3 separate regions of the Homo sapiens genome follow, and regions 1 and 3 are each linked to region 2. A link is a contact called in ENCODE Hi-C data. All regions are on one chromosome and are shown on one strand. Each heading gives the region's core, a stretch centred on a gene start or an enhancer-like site at or near the end of the contact. The rest is flanking DNA. Distances are from core to core; before and after follow the strand shown. Region 1 holds the start of THUMPD3 (THUMP domain 3 tRNA guanosine methyltransferase). Region 2 holds the start of CCDC174 (coiled-coil domain containing 174). Region 3 holds the start of RAD18 (RAD18 E3 ubiquitin protein ligase).

Region 1 (4,080 bases), core at 1,143-3,642, 5.3 Mb after region 2:
TAAAATCACCTGATTTGGGGCAGAGCAATGAAAATCAGAAAGGATTCCAGAAGGGTCTATAAAATGAAAAGTAACCATAAAATGATCAACTTAGAAAACTATTTTAAATATTGCTCCATTCAAACCTGTGCCAGACTTTCCACTGAAATGACAAAATATATCTTGCCACGGTCTCTGCTGATTTTGCATGATGACCCAAGTTTCTCTCTGACTTCATCTGCAGCTGTTTGCTCAAAGCCAGTAGGTACAGTGGCTCCAATAGTGACTAGAAGCTCAGATTCACTTCCGAGGTCACTTTCTGTCACTTGTACAGACTTCTGGTTCTCATGAAGGTTCACATCTAGGAGTTGGTTAGTGGCTTCTTCAATGTCACACATGTTGGCTGTGCTTCCAAGATCCCTAACACTGTCTCTTTAAAAGCAGTACTGTCCTTTAAAAGAAAAAGAAATAAAGCCCAAATATTATCATCTCATATTTCAGTTATAATTAAAAACATGGGCTCTGGAGGGCAGGAAGAACAAGGCAACACATCTGATAAACAGTCACCAAAGTAAAAAGGGTTGAATAAACATGGGCACAGAGTGCAGGCTGTAAAACATGATGTTATTATTAAAGAAGCAATACAGATACCATGGGAGAAAAAGAGACAAGAAGTATTTCCATAGCATGCAATGTTTGCTTTGGGGTAACCCATGTTGACAAAAGCCATTTCATAACTACGACAGAAACTGCAGATCACATTCAAATCCATTTCTGCATCTAGATGTTAAGAACATGGTTAGTTAAGAATATAGGGCTTGGCTGGGCGTGGTGGCTCACACCTGTAATCCCAGCACTTTGGGAGGCCGAGGCGGGCAGATTGCCTGAGGTCAGGAGTTCAAGACCAGCCTGGCCCACATGGTGAAACCCCGTCTCTACTAAAAATACAAACATTAGCCAGGTGTGGTGGTGGGAGCCTGTAATCCCAGCTACTTGGGAGGCTGAGGGAGGAGAATTGCTTGAATCCGGGAGGTGGAGATTGCAGTGAGCTGAGATCATGCCACTGCACTCCGGCTGGGGTAACAGAACAAGACTCTGTCTCAAAAAAATAAATAAATAAATAAAATAAATAATAATAATAATAATAATATGGGGCTTTTGGAGTTTCAGATAGATACAGGTTTGAATTCTTGCCTCCACCATCATAGGTTGAATGACTTATGGCAAATTAATTCTCCCAAACCTTCAAATGTAATTAAGTAATTAGTAATACCTCTTTCCTAGAGTCGTTAGGAGACAAGTGAGAGTAGTACCTGGTTAGGCCAATAATTAAAACTTATTAATAGGCTATCTATCTTCTTCCCTCCTGTGAAATAGCATTTCATGCATTTAAAAATGATTAACTGGGCTGGGCACACTGGCTCATGCCTGTAATCCCAGCACTTTAGGGAGCTGAGGTGAGTAGATTGCTTGAGGCCAAGAGTTCGAGACCAATCTGCGTAAGATGGCAAAATCTCATCTCTACCAAAAACACAAAAAATAGCTGGGCGTGGTGGTGGGCGCCTGGAGTCCAGCTACTTGGGAGGCTGAGGTGGGAGGACTGCACTCCAGCCTGGGTGACACAGTGAGGCCCTGTCTCAAAAAAAAAAAAAAAAAAAAAGAAAAAATTAAAAATAAAAATGGTTAACTGAATACTTACTATCTAATGATTACAAATGTTCAAACGCCTACTACTTGCCAGACTCTGGGATCCATAGATGGGCATCAGGAGAGAGATCTTGGAAGTAATCCGAAATAGTAAAACAAATTTCCTATGCATAAGCTTTTGTGTGTGCTTGGGGTGGGGGCCGGGGGAAGTATTAGAGAGGTGGAGGGGCCATAGCTTACACGAGATTTTCAAAAGGTCTGTGACTCAAAATAACTTAATTGAGTACAGAATACCTATAATGTCCTTGTGCTGTGCCAGCGATACACGACAGTGTTTAACACTACGTCAGTTCCCGCCGTTAAAAAGCTGACAGTCACTGTGAATACAATCTCCATCTTCTAAAAAATGCAGCTGAGGTCAGCTAAAGGACGCGTTCCGCACAAGGTCAGAGAGCCAATGAGAGGCGCAGAATGAAAGAGAACTCACGTCTCCCAACTCCCACCTACAGGGCCCGGGAATCCTAGGGAGCGGGTAAAGGCCTGGGAGAGGGAGCAAGATGGGCTCCGCCACGAGATCCGCCTGAAGTCCGGCTCGGCGCCGGCCTCAACTGCAAGAGGAAGGCCACCCCTCTCTCCCCAAGCTGAAACACCAGAAGAGCCACACTCGGCCGTTCCCAACCGCCGCCAGTTACCGGCCGCCAGCGAAGACCCTTTCAGCTCCCACACTCCATTGGCCTCTTGCGGTCAGGTCACGCCGCCGGAAGCCGCCCCCGGAAACGGAAGTCAGGCTACGAGTCACGGTGGCTCCGCGCTGGCGGCGGGTTCCCCCACAAGGTCTTGGGGAAAGGAGCATGCGCTGGAAGCTGTGTGCTGTTGGTTTTGAGGATCTTCAGTAAGCTGAAAGCGGAGAGTCAGGGGCCTTGTGTCCTACCATGGTATTTGCTAACGTTTAGAGAGTGCTTCCCCTTGCCGAGCACTGGGTAAGCGCTTCACATGCGTCATCTCATTTGGAACAAGTCTCTTTTGTTCTAGCACCTATGAAGTGGCAGAGACTGATTTCTGTTTTAAAGCTGGAGACACCGAGTCTCTCCAGCTTATTTAAATATCTTTCTCAAAATGTCATGCCACTAGTTCCTGATTTCTGTATTGCCATCACTATTTTAGCACTGTTTACTTCATATTTTTCTTTAGTTTAAAAAAAATAGAAATAGTGGGGCTCACTATGTTGCCTAAGCTGGTCTCGAACATCTGGGTTCAAGTGATTCTTCTGTCTAGCCCTCCTAAAGTGCTGGGATTACAGGCATGAGCCACTGTGCCCAATCAGATGAACTTTATTTCTCATAAAGGGTTGAACCTGGCCGGGCACAGTGGCTCATGCCTGTAATCCCAGCACTTTGGGAGGCTGAGGCGGGTGGATCACTTGAGGTCAGGAGTTTGAGGCCAGGCTGGCCAACATGGTGAAACTCCATCTCTACTAAAAATACAAAAGTTAGCTGGATGTGGTGGCCTGCACCTGTAGTCCTAGCTACTTGGGAAGATGAAGCAGAAGAGTTGCTTACCCAGGAGGCAGAGGTTGCAGAGAGCCAAGATTGTGCCACTGCACTCCAGTCTGGGAGCAAGACATCATCTCAAAAAAAAAAAAAAAAAAAAAAAAAAAGAGTTGAACCTGCATGGTAGCCATTTTGACAGACTGGGAAGCCTAGCTTCCAGTCAGAAGCCAAAAACAGGCACTTCCAGGGTTGGAAGAATAAGACAGGGATTTATGCTAAACACAGTGGCCAAATATACATGTTAAATAAACTGTAAGAGGGGTCACGAATATTTATGAAAGGAGCAATTTGTGCATGTGCAGTTGAGCTTCATGCCTCTCTGTGGATCCCATGTTTAAAAAATGGTGGCCTTAGCATGATCCAAGGGTAGAGTTTTCTACCGCTTGACTTCAAAAGGTGAAGCAGGGGATGTGAAAACCCTCACTGCACGTCCTCTGTCGACTGGCCAGAACCACTCCCTGGATGGTGGGTGATCTCTTATCAGGAAGGAATGCTAGTCGGTTGTTCTATTGAAACTGCAAATGGGAGGGTCAGCATCAGGCTGGTGGAGTGAGTCTTTCAAAAGGGCTGGTTTCTGTTTAACCCTTAGGAAAGAAAATCTAATGGCGATTATAGAGGGAGGGGTTATAAAGAGGTGTGTCCGACTTCCCATCCTGTCATGAGTAGGAACTCAGCTTCCAAGTTTTTTCTAGGGTCTCCTTGGCCAAGAGAGGGCCTGTTCAGTCAGTTGGGGGGCATAGAATTTTATTTTTATTTTTCAGTTGACAAAAGTTAACTTATTGTGAAAGGAACCCAACAACAAAAAGATAAACCGAATTTAAAACAAAACAAAACCAAAAAGAACACAATTTATAAATGTGCAAAGGGGCTGGGAGTGGTGGTTCATGCCTGTAGTCCCAGCGCT
Region 2 (3,834 bases), core at 1,189-3,688:
CTTTCAACACTCGAGGCTTTCCTTAGGCAAGGAGAAAGTGATAAAGCAAAATAAATTAATAAAGTCTGCATCTTTTAGTTTCAGATTAAACTTGCATTATTAAGCACCTTCTCTCTGACTAGCACTGCACTCATTTCATCATCACAACTTATTTCTACAGTGAAATGCTGTAGAAATAACGCTGAAGAGCAGAACATAAACATGAATTAGACATACTCTCTGCCTCAAAGAGCCTACAATGTAACAAGGAAAGTAATTTATACTACCAACAAAATAAAACAAATGACTCTAGAGTGGAAGAAAGTAGCACATAAGTTCAGATAACAGAGCATTTCCTTCTGAGCAGAGTGATCAGAGAAAGCTTAGAGCAGAGCCTTTAAAGACACATTATTTCAACAGCTAGAAATAAAATAGACTGGGTGAATTATAACAGCTCCACGTTTGACTTAATCCATTTCAAAAACCGTAAGCTTGGCTGAATCACACGGTTCAAGAACAGGAAAGAAGGCCAAGGCATAGGGAGTGGGGCAGTTGGGTGAATATTAGTACCTTTCCCTCAGCTACATTAATTACCCCTGCCTACTCTGCAAAAAAGGATATAACAACAGTTTCCTTTTTAATGGTCCAGGTACAGCTGCTTATATGGATGGGCATTTGTAAATCAGATACTTCATCACTGTCTTAATCATCAGATACTTAAAAAAATCACTTTATTTGTTAAGGAAGATAAAAATGGCTGGGTTCAATTTCCGTTTTGGAAGAAATCGATTTAAAAGGTAACCATTTAATAATGCAAAGGGCAGTTTCACTGCAGACCCTAATACTGGAAATTTTTAAAAACAAATGAAAAACTTCTACTTTTTCTTCTAAGCTTACTTAACCACACCAAATTTTCCAGCCACATATCTTCCTAGTCTACAACTGCCTTTAACTTTAAGAGATGCTCAAAAAAATGTAAATTCTCAAATAGCATTCTTATTACAATTACTGCTAACCTGTCAGTATAGGTTGGCTTTAATATTTATAGCTTTCTGGTTCCTGATCTTCAAACAAAATAATAACTGGTACCAATTTTAACCAATAATAGTTACCAATAATAACTAGTACTCAAATATTGGGACACCTATATGTTTTCCTTCCTACTCACTTTGTGTCCTAATACTCTGAAGTAAATTCAAGATTAAATCAAAGGTTGGGCAATTTGCTCTGATGATGAAAAGGCAGCAGCTTTGGAGTCAAGTAGAGTGAGTGAGAAAGGGTCTATCACTAAGATTTCTTCCCCCCGCCCCCCGCCCCTTAGACGGAGTTTCGCTCTTGTTGCCCAGGTTGGAGTGCAATTGCGCGATCTCGGCTCACCGCAACCTCCGCCTCCCCGGTTCAAGCGATTCTCCTGCCTCAGCTTCCCGAGTAGCTGGGATTACAGGCGTGCACCACCACGCCCGGCTAATTTTTTTATTTTTAGTAGAGACGGGGTTTCTCCATGTTGGTCAGACTGGTCTCAAACTCCCGACCTCAGGTGATCTGCCCGCCTCAGCCTCCCAAAGTGTTGGGATTACAGGCGTGAGTCACCGCGCCCGGCTATCACTAAGATTTCTGTCTGTAAGCTGGGGAAAGCTACTTCATCTTTCCAGGCCTCAATTTCATCATCCATAAAACGGAGATATTAATAGCACCTACCTCCTAAAGCCATTGGGAGGATTCAATGAGATAGTGCATATAAAGTGCTGGCACAAAATGTGTACTTAGAACAAGTTTTCTTTCTAGAGTAGCTGATGTAATAAATCTGCTTACATCCTTTCAGACCTCACAACTCCCTATGCCTGCATTAACAACTGTTTAGTTCCAGGGAGGGCACGCTGGACACTTTCGGGTCCTGCGAAATATGTCACACTCTAAAGTTCTGGGAGGACTTTGTGGGTCCCTGGATGGAGGAGAAACCAGGAAGAGGATATGTCTGCATAGCAAAAAGAAGCTAGGGTTCCTCCTGACTGTAAGGGAGAAGGCTGACGAGGTGCAGGTCCTTGTGGGCAGGGCAGAGGTGAGGCACGGAGTTTCCTAACCCACGGGACACCAGGTTCAGATCCGTGTCCGAGGGTTCTGGCCCGGGCGCATGTCAGAGGAGAGTAGCCCAATTCAGGGTCCTGTAAGAAAACTGAACCGGATCCCCGCCGGAGAAGAAAATCCAGTTCGGGGGTTCCTGTTTGAGGGGAGAGGTCAGGTCTCTGGGTCCCCGAGTGAAGAAACAAGCTAGGTCGACATTCTTGTCTGATGGAGACACGGTGAACCCGGAGCCCGTGGAGTTACCTCATACCCTCACTCACCGAGGAGGCCGTGACGTCCAAAGGCTTTTTCCTACGGTCCATGGTCGTGGCAGAGGGTCCCGGTCCAGGAAGGACCCTTTCTACCCGACACAGGCCTCGTAAGCCTACCTCCGTCGCAACCGGAAGTGTCTTCGACAGCGACACTGAGTTTGCGTGAGTTTGCGACGCGAGTTTGTCAGCTCAGCGCCATCTTGAGAAGGTCAGAGTGTGGTGCGTATTACGTTCACCATCATTTTGGAAAGGTCATAGAGTGCGGAGGTTGACGCTAACTGCTAAGGTCATCTTGAGGGCGGAAGGTAACAAGGATTGGTGTGGGCGCCATCTTGAGAAGGGCGGAATAAAGCTTTTGATTGCGATGGACGCCATATTGGGTGGGGCGGATGTGGGGTTGGCGACAAAGATAACGCCATCTTGGGGAAGGCTGACGCTTAAGTAAGTGAACTCGAGCGTCTCGGGAAAGGTGGATTGGGAGGACCGGAAGAATCTTAACTGCAATTCCAGGACCTGCTGCCTGGCACTTTTCACACGTTAAATAGTTGGTTCTTAAAAGAGCGTACGAGATAAGGATTATTATATTAATCTTAGTAGAAATAACAAGAATAATAGCTAACATTAATGTAGTGCTTATTATGGGCCACTTTACATATTTCAGCTCTTAAGAACGTGAACTCCTGGGCCGGGCGCGGTGGCTCACGCCTGTAATCCCAGCACTTTGGGAGGCTGAGGCGGGTGGATCAGGAGGTCAGGAGTTTGAGACCAGCCTGACCAACATGGTGAAACCCCGTCTCTGCTGAAAATACAAGAAAAAAAAAAAATTAGCCGAGCGTGGTGGTGCGCGCCTGTATTCCCAGCTACTCAGGAGGCTGAGGCAGAAGAATCGCTTGAACCTGGGAGGTGGAGGTTGCAGTGAGTCGAGATCAAAAAAAAAAAAAACAAAGAACACGTGAACTCGAAAGCTGACTTTCTGGGTTGGAATCGCTCTTCACGGCTTACTGCTTGTGTGACCTTGGGCAAGTTACTTAACTTCCGTGTGCCTCAGTTTCCAAAGGGGGATATAATTTTATTTACCTAATGGGTCTTAGTGAGGATTAGATGAGTTAAATGAGCTAGTCTTGATAAAAATGTTAATGATTATGGTAGACAGACCAATCACCCTCACCCCGACTCCCAGATGTCTACCTTCTAATCCCCAGAATCTGGGTATATGGTGACCTTTATATAGCAAAAGAGAATTGGCAGAGATGATGAAATTAAAGCGATTGAGATGGGGAGCTAGCCTGGATTGTGCAGGTGGGTCCCCTATCATCAAAACCATCCTTATAAGGGGTAGACAGGATGGCCAGAGTCAGACAGAGATCAGAGATGCTTTGAAGAGGGAGAGTGGGACCACATGCCTAGGTATGCAGGAGGCCGCTAGAAAAAGCAAAGAAATGAGCCCTCCTCCAGAGTCTCCAGAAGGAATGCAGCATTGCTGACACGGTGATTTTAGTCTTGTAACACTCATCTCAAACTT
Region 3 (3,962 bases), core at 1,167-3,666, 5.7 Mb after region 2:
TGGAGGCAGGGAGGAAGGAAGAAAAAAAATAAGGAAGGAAGGAAGGAAAGAAGGAACGAAGGAAGGGAGGAAGAAAGGAAGGAAGGAAAGGGAGGGAGGGAGCTCCTTTAATATCCCCTCTCCCATAACTAGAATGAGGAAGATGGGGCCTAGAGGAAGAGAGAGTGCTGGGCAGAGAGGAACAGGATGAAGAGAACCTGGAAAGGAGCTCAGGGGCCACAGGACATCCCCAGGTTAATCCAGGGCAGGCCCCACACTCAGTTGGGAGAATGCTTCTCTAATTAGGGTTGTCAGATTTGGCAAATAAAAATACAGGATGCCCAGTTAAATATTTGAATTTCTGGTTAAACAACAAATAATTGGTTAATAGGTTGTGTGCAATATTTGGGGCAGGTTTACACTAAAATGTTGTGTGCGGTTCATCTGAAATTCAGATTTACTGGGCAACTTGTATTTTATCTGGCCATCCTATTCTGGCTTCTCGCTGTGTGCTATGTGCCACAGAAGATTCCACTAAACACTAGCCTGCTTTTATTTTACATGGAACATTTTGTTTTTAGTCCTGAATAAGGAAGTACAATCTCTTTATTGATCTAACAGAAGGAGAAAGTCCATACAAACAGCAGCTTGTTAAGAGGAGAATGGCTCCCAGGGTTAGATAAACACCCAAGACAAACGCCTTTTCCTGAGCTCAAAGTGCGCTTGTTCTTGAACTTTCCTTCCTGGGCCTAGAGGTGGGCTTGATGGGATCTATCACCCTGGTGCTGCTGAAGATGGCAGGAAGAGAAATGCTCAGCCTGGGAGGAAAAGATTTATGGGAATGTGGGCTTAGTCGGTGATTCATCCATTCATTCAGCCTCACCCACCAGCTATTGGCAGACACTCAGAGATGAATGGCACCGCATCCTGTCCTGGAGGCTCTCCATAGATAGGGAAATGTATTTTGGCCCCAGGACTAACAAGTACTGCCTCCTTCCAAATCTGTCTCCATGGTTGAATGCAAAAAGTACATTCCTGTCCCTGTCTTTTCTCTCTCTCCCTTTCTCCTTACCCATTCTTTCTCTTTTTTCTCATCTCCTCTCTCTTCCTCTCTCACCTTCCCAGCCATTTGTCACCTTAAACCTAATTACCTTGTCCAACTAGTAGTGTGAAAAAAACAATTACTGGTTCACTCAGGCCACGGACCTGGTCTTAAATGCTTTTCCTTTGTCTCTCCAAGACCCCACTTCCTCCACATCCAGAACTATCCGACATTTTCCAGCTCAGCCTGGCATTCATTTGCGTTCATTTGCATGCCGTTCTATGATTGGCTGATACAAAGTGGGGGGCGGGGGTGGACACCGTAAACCTCCATTCCTCATGCATTTAATATAACATGTATGAAAAAAAGTATCTATATTTATATCTCGTTTAAGAAAAAAATTGTTCAATGATACTTGTTAAAGCACAATAAGGAAGACTTAATCAGGACAATTCAAGTAGGTATAGAGACCACTGGAACTGTGTCTTGCAATTGGTGAAAACTGGGCTCAACTCTGAATACAACATGGGCAAATGGAAATTTATAGCCAGGAAGCAGGGTGGGGAGCAGTGCATGAAAAATTACTAAGAGGAAACATCAGAGGTAACAGTAGATTCTTGCTGAAGAGGCCAGGGTGATCAGACATCAACTGGGGGATGGTGGAGGATGAGGAACACATCAGATATCAAGAGTGATCACATATCAAAGGTGGGGATTCTTGGTAACTTGATTTAGCAGGGTTTTTTGCTAAAACTGGATTTTTACAGGAAGTACACAGATTGGCCTAGGAGAAGGTTCAGGAGCCTGACTAAAGTTTGCTCAAGCAAAGAATCTTCGTCAATCTGCATAGGAAATATCTAGAAGGCTATATGCCAAAGTTAATGGTGCTTCTCTCCGAAGAAAAAGAAAAACCGTGCATTAAAATTTTAATATGAATAAAAGCAACAGCTCCCATTTAAAGCCCAGAGGTCCTGTTTGGAATCTGACTCGAAACTCTATCCACTTTTTCGGGCGTAGGCTTCTCTTGTGTAAACTGACAATGATAACATCTACCTCCCAGTGTTGTGATACGGGAGACATAAAGTAATGGATATAAAAACTTCTGTTCAGAGCAAGGACGGATAGTCACTGCGATTAGGGTGGGCGACCCGGAGGGGGGTCATGAGCCTGGACCTTGACAGATCTGGTGAGGTCTGGATTTGGTTTGATTCCTGGCTATCTTTTCTTAATATTCAACTGGCTCTACGCTTTTTAACCATTCACTTTCTTCAAGGTAAGTGCGGCAGAAGCCTGGCGCATGCGCAGTACAAGCCCTTAAGCGGCGCCCCGCCCACATACTACTACAACTTCCGGCAGGCTCCGCGCCCGCCTCTGGCGCGTCGCGGGCTGCTGACGTAATGCGGTAGCGCGGGGAATTTCGAGTGGTGTTGGAGCGCCGGAGGCTAGTGGGTGGCTGACCCCCAGCATCCTCGGGAGCGACCATGGACTCCCTGGCCGAGTCTCGGTGGCCTCCGGGCCTGGCAGTCATGAAGGTGAGTGCTTCGGGGAGTTTGGGAGCTCCCGGGTGTCTGCGGGGGGAGGTCCCTCCCTTTGAGGAGGATGTCCTCGCCTTAAGGAGAAAGGATGAGGCGCGAGCGTCGCACTGGGCCCGGGTATCCGGCTCTGCCCTGCCACTAGCCGACCGCGTGGCTCTGGGTCTCAGTTTACTCCTCTGATAAGTGACAAGGACAAGCCTGGTGAGCTGAGGTTGGCAGTCTTATGGCACCAGCTATTCTGCGATCCAATCCCAACAATAACATGGAGAAAAACAGTTATTCCAAACAATGACATCGACAGCTGTTCTTTACTGAAAGCTTACTTTGTGTCAAGCACTAAACAGTGACACCGGACATGATTTTGGGTGGACACTTTATCAGATAACATGTATGTAATCACGTAGCCAAGCAGGTAGTCTCCTTTACAGGCTCTTTCATTTCTTCTGATTATTCTCAATAAACGTAGTGCTCGTTTGTTCTGACATACTGCCCCAACTCCTCTCTAACACACCTTCACTCTTCTCTAACAATTGCTCATGTCTCTTAAACAGAGATCAGGACTCAGGCTCAGCGCTGATCTTGCATTGCGTCTGATTATTTCACTTAAATAACATTTATTTTTGTGGCCACTTTCTGTTTTGGCAAGGCATACCAGTTTCCATTTACAGTAGTGGTGGGCCCTGGATTTGCTCAAGAGCAGATGCACTTTGCTGTGCTGGATAAAGATCAGTTGCTTGGTGTTTCTTCTTGCTCTGTGATTATTTCCGTTTCTCACAGTGGCTAAGATAGCCTTCTTCTCCCTCAGTTTTGTAGACTTGGGGATTATAATACCTGTCCCACTGACTCATAAATTTGACTTTAGAATTAAGTGAAGGCTAAAGTAAGTAGAAGGCCTTGTTCTTCCTGCTGTCATCAGTGACGTCTAGAGTGCTTGGGGACTTGAGATATCTGCATGATGAGAAGCTGACATTGTGAAATGATCCAGGAAAGCTGTAGTTTTGGAGTTGTGGGCTTGGCACCAGGATGCAGTGGAGAAGAGCACAGATTTGAGTTCCAGTGGTCCTGGGTGAAATCTCCTGTCTGCCTCTTGACTGTATGACCTTCGGTTAGTAACTTAACCTCTCTGAGCCTGAATTTCTTCAACTATAAATTAGAGACAAAAATAACAGTTCATAGGATTGATTAAATAAATTAGTTGATGTATGTGGGCACAGATTCTGCTGTGTATTCACTGTGCTTACTGCAGTGCCTGACACCAAGTGGGTGCTCAAATATTATTTGCTGCTTGATTGAAAGTATCTGGAATGTAGTAAGCATTCAATGAATATATTTTATTATTATTAGCACTGTGTTAAGTGCTTCTTTCCCCTTTTAATTTGTTGTCATGAAGCTTGACTTGGATAAGG

Evidence for each region. Hi-C counts contacts between places; a loop is a spot of excess contacts on that map. Pooled maps may share reads with other maps.
Region 1: a pooled map shows a loop between it and region 2 (18-fold over the local background). The contact joins the promoter of THUMPD3 here to the promoter of CCDC174 in region 2. A Hi-C loop is called at or near these places in 5 of 50 pooled maps.
Region 3: a pooled map shows a loop between it and region 2 (21-fold over the local background). The contact joins the promoter of RAD18 here to the promoter of CCDC174 in region 2. A Hi-C loop is called at or near these places in 7 of 50 pooled maps.

Annotation. Positions count from the first base shown.
Region 1 is chr3:9,361,366-9,365,445 of GRCh38, reverse strand. THUMPD3 (THUMP domain 3 tRNA guanosine methyltransferase) reads right to left here and starts at 2,392. Exons shown (of 10, transcript NM_001114092.2): 1 at 2,319-2,392; 2 at 126-430. The coding sequence starts at 377. It also overlaps a transcript of SRGAP3 not described here. RefSeq lists enhancers at 1,943-2,002, 2,023-2,102, 2,173-2,232, 2,453-2,662.
Region 2 is chr3:14,650,366-14,654,199 of GRCh38, reverse strand. It overlaps CCDC174 (coiled-coil domain containing 174), which reads right to left and starts at 2,438. Exons shown (of 11, transcript NM_016474.5): 1 at 2,322-2,438. The coding sequence starts at 2,363. It overlaps LOC124909347 (a long non-coding RNA gene), which reads left to right and starts at 2,079. Exons shown (of 2, transcript XR_007095826.1): 1 at 2,079-2,531; 2 at 2,974-3,834. RefSeq lists enhancers at 2,126-2,195, 2,336-2,735, 2,239-2,897.
Region 3 is chr3:8,961,926-8,965,887 of GRCh38, reverse strand. RAD18 (RAD18 E3 ubiquitin protein ligase) reads left to right here and starts at 2,416. Exons shown (of 13, transcript NM_020165.4): 1 at 2,416-2,553. The coding sequence starts at 2,503. RefSeq lists an enhancer at 2,399-2,568.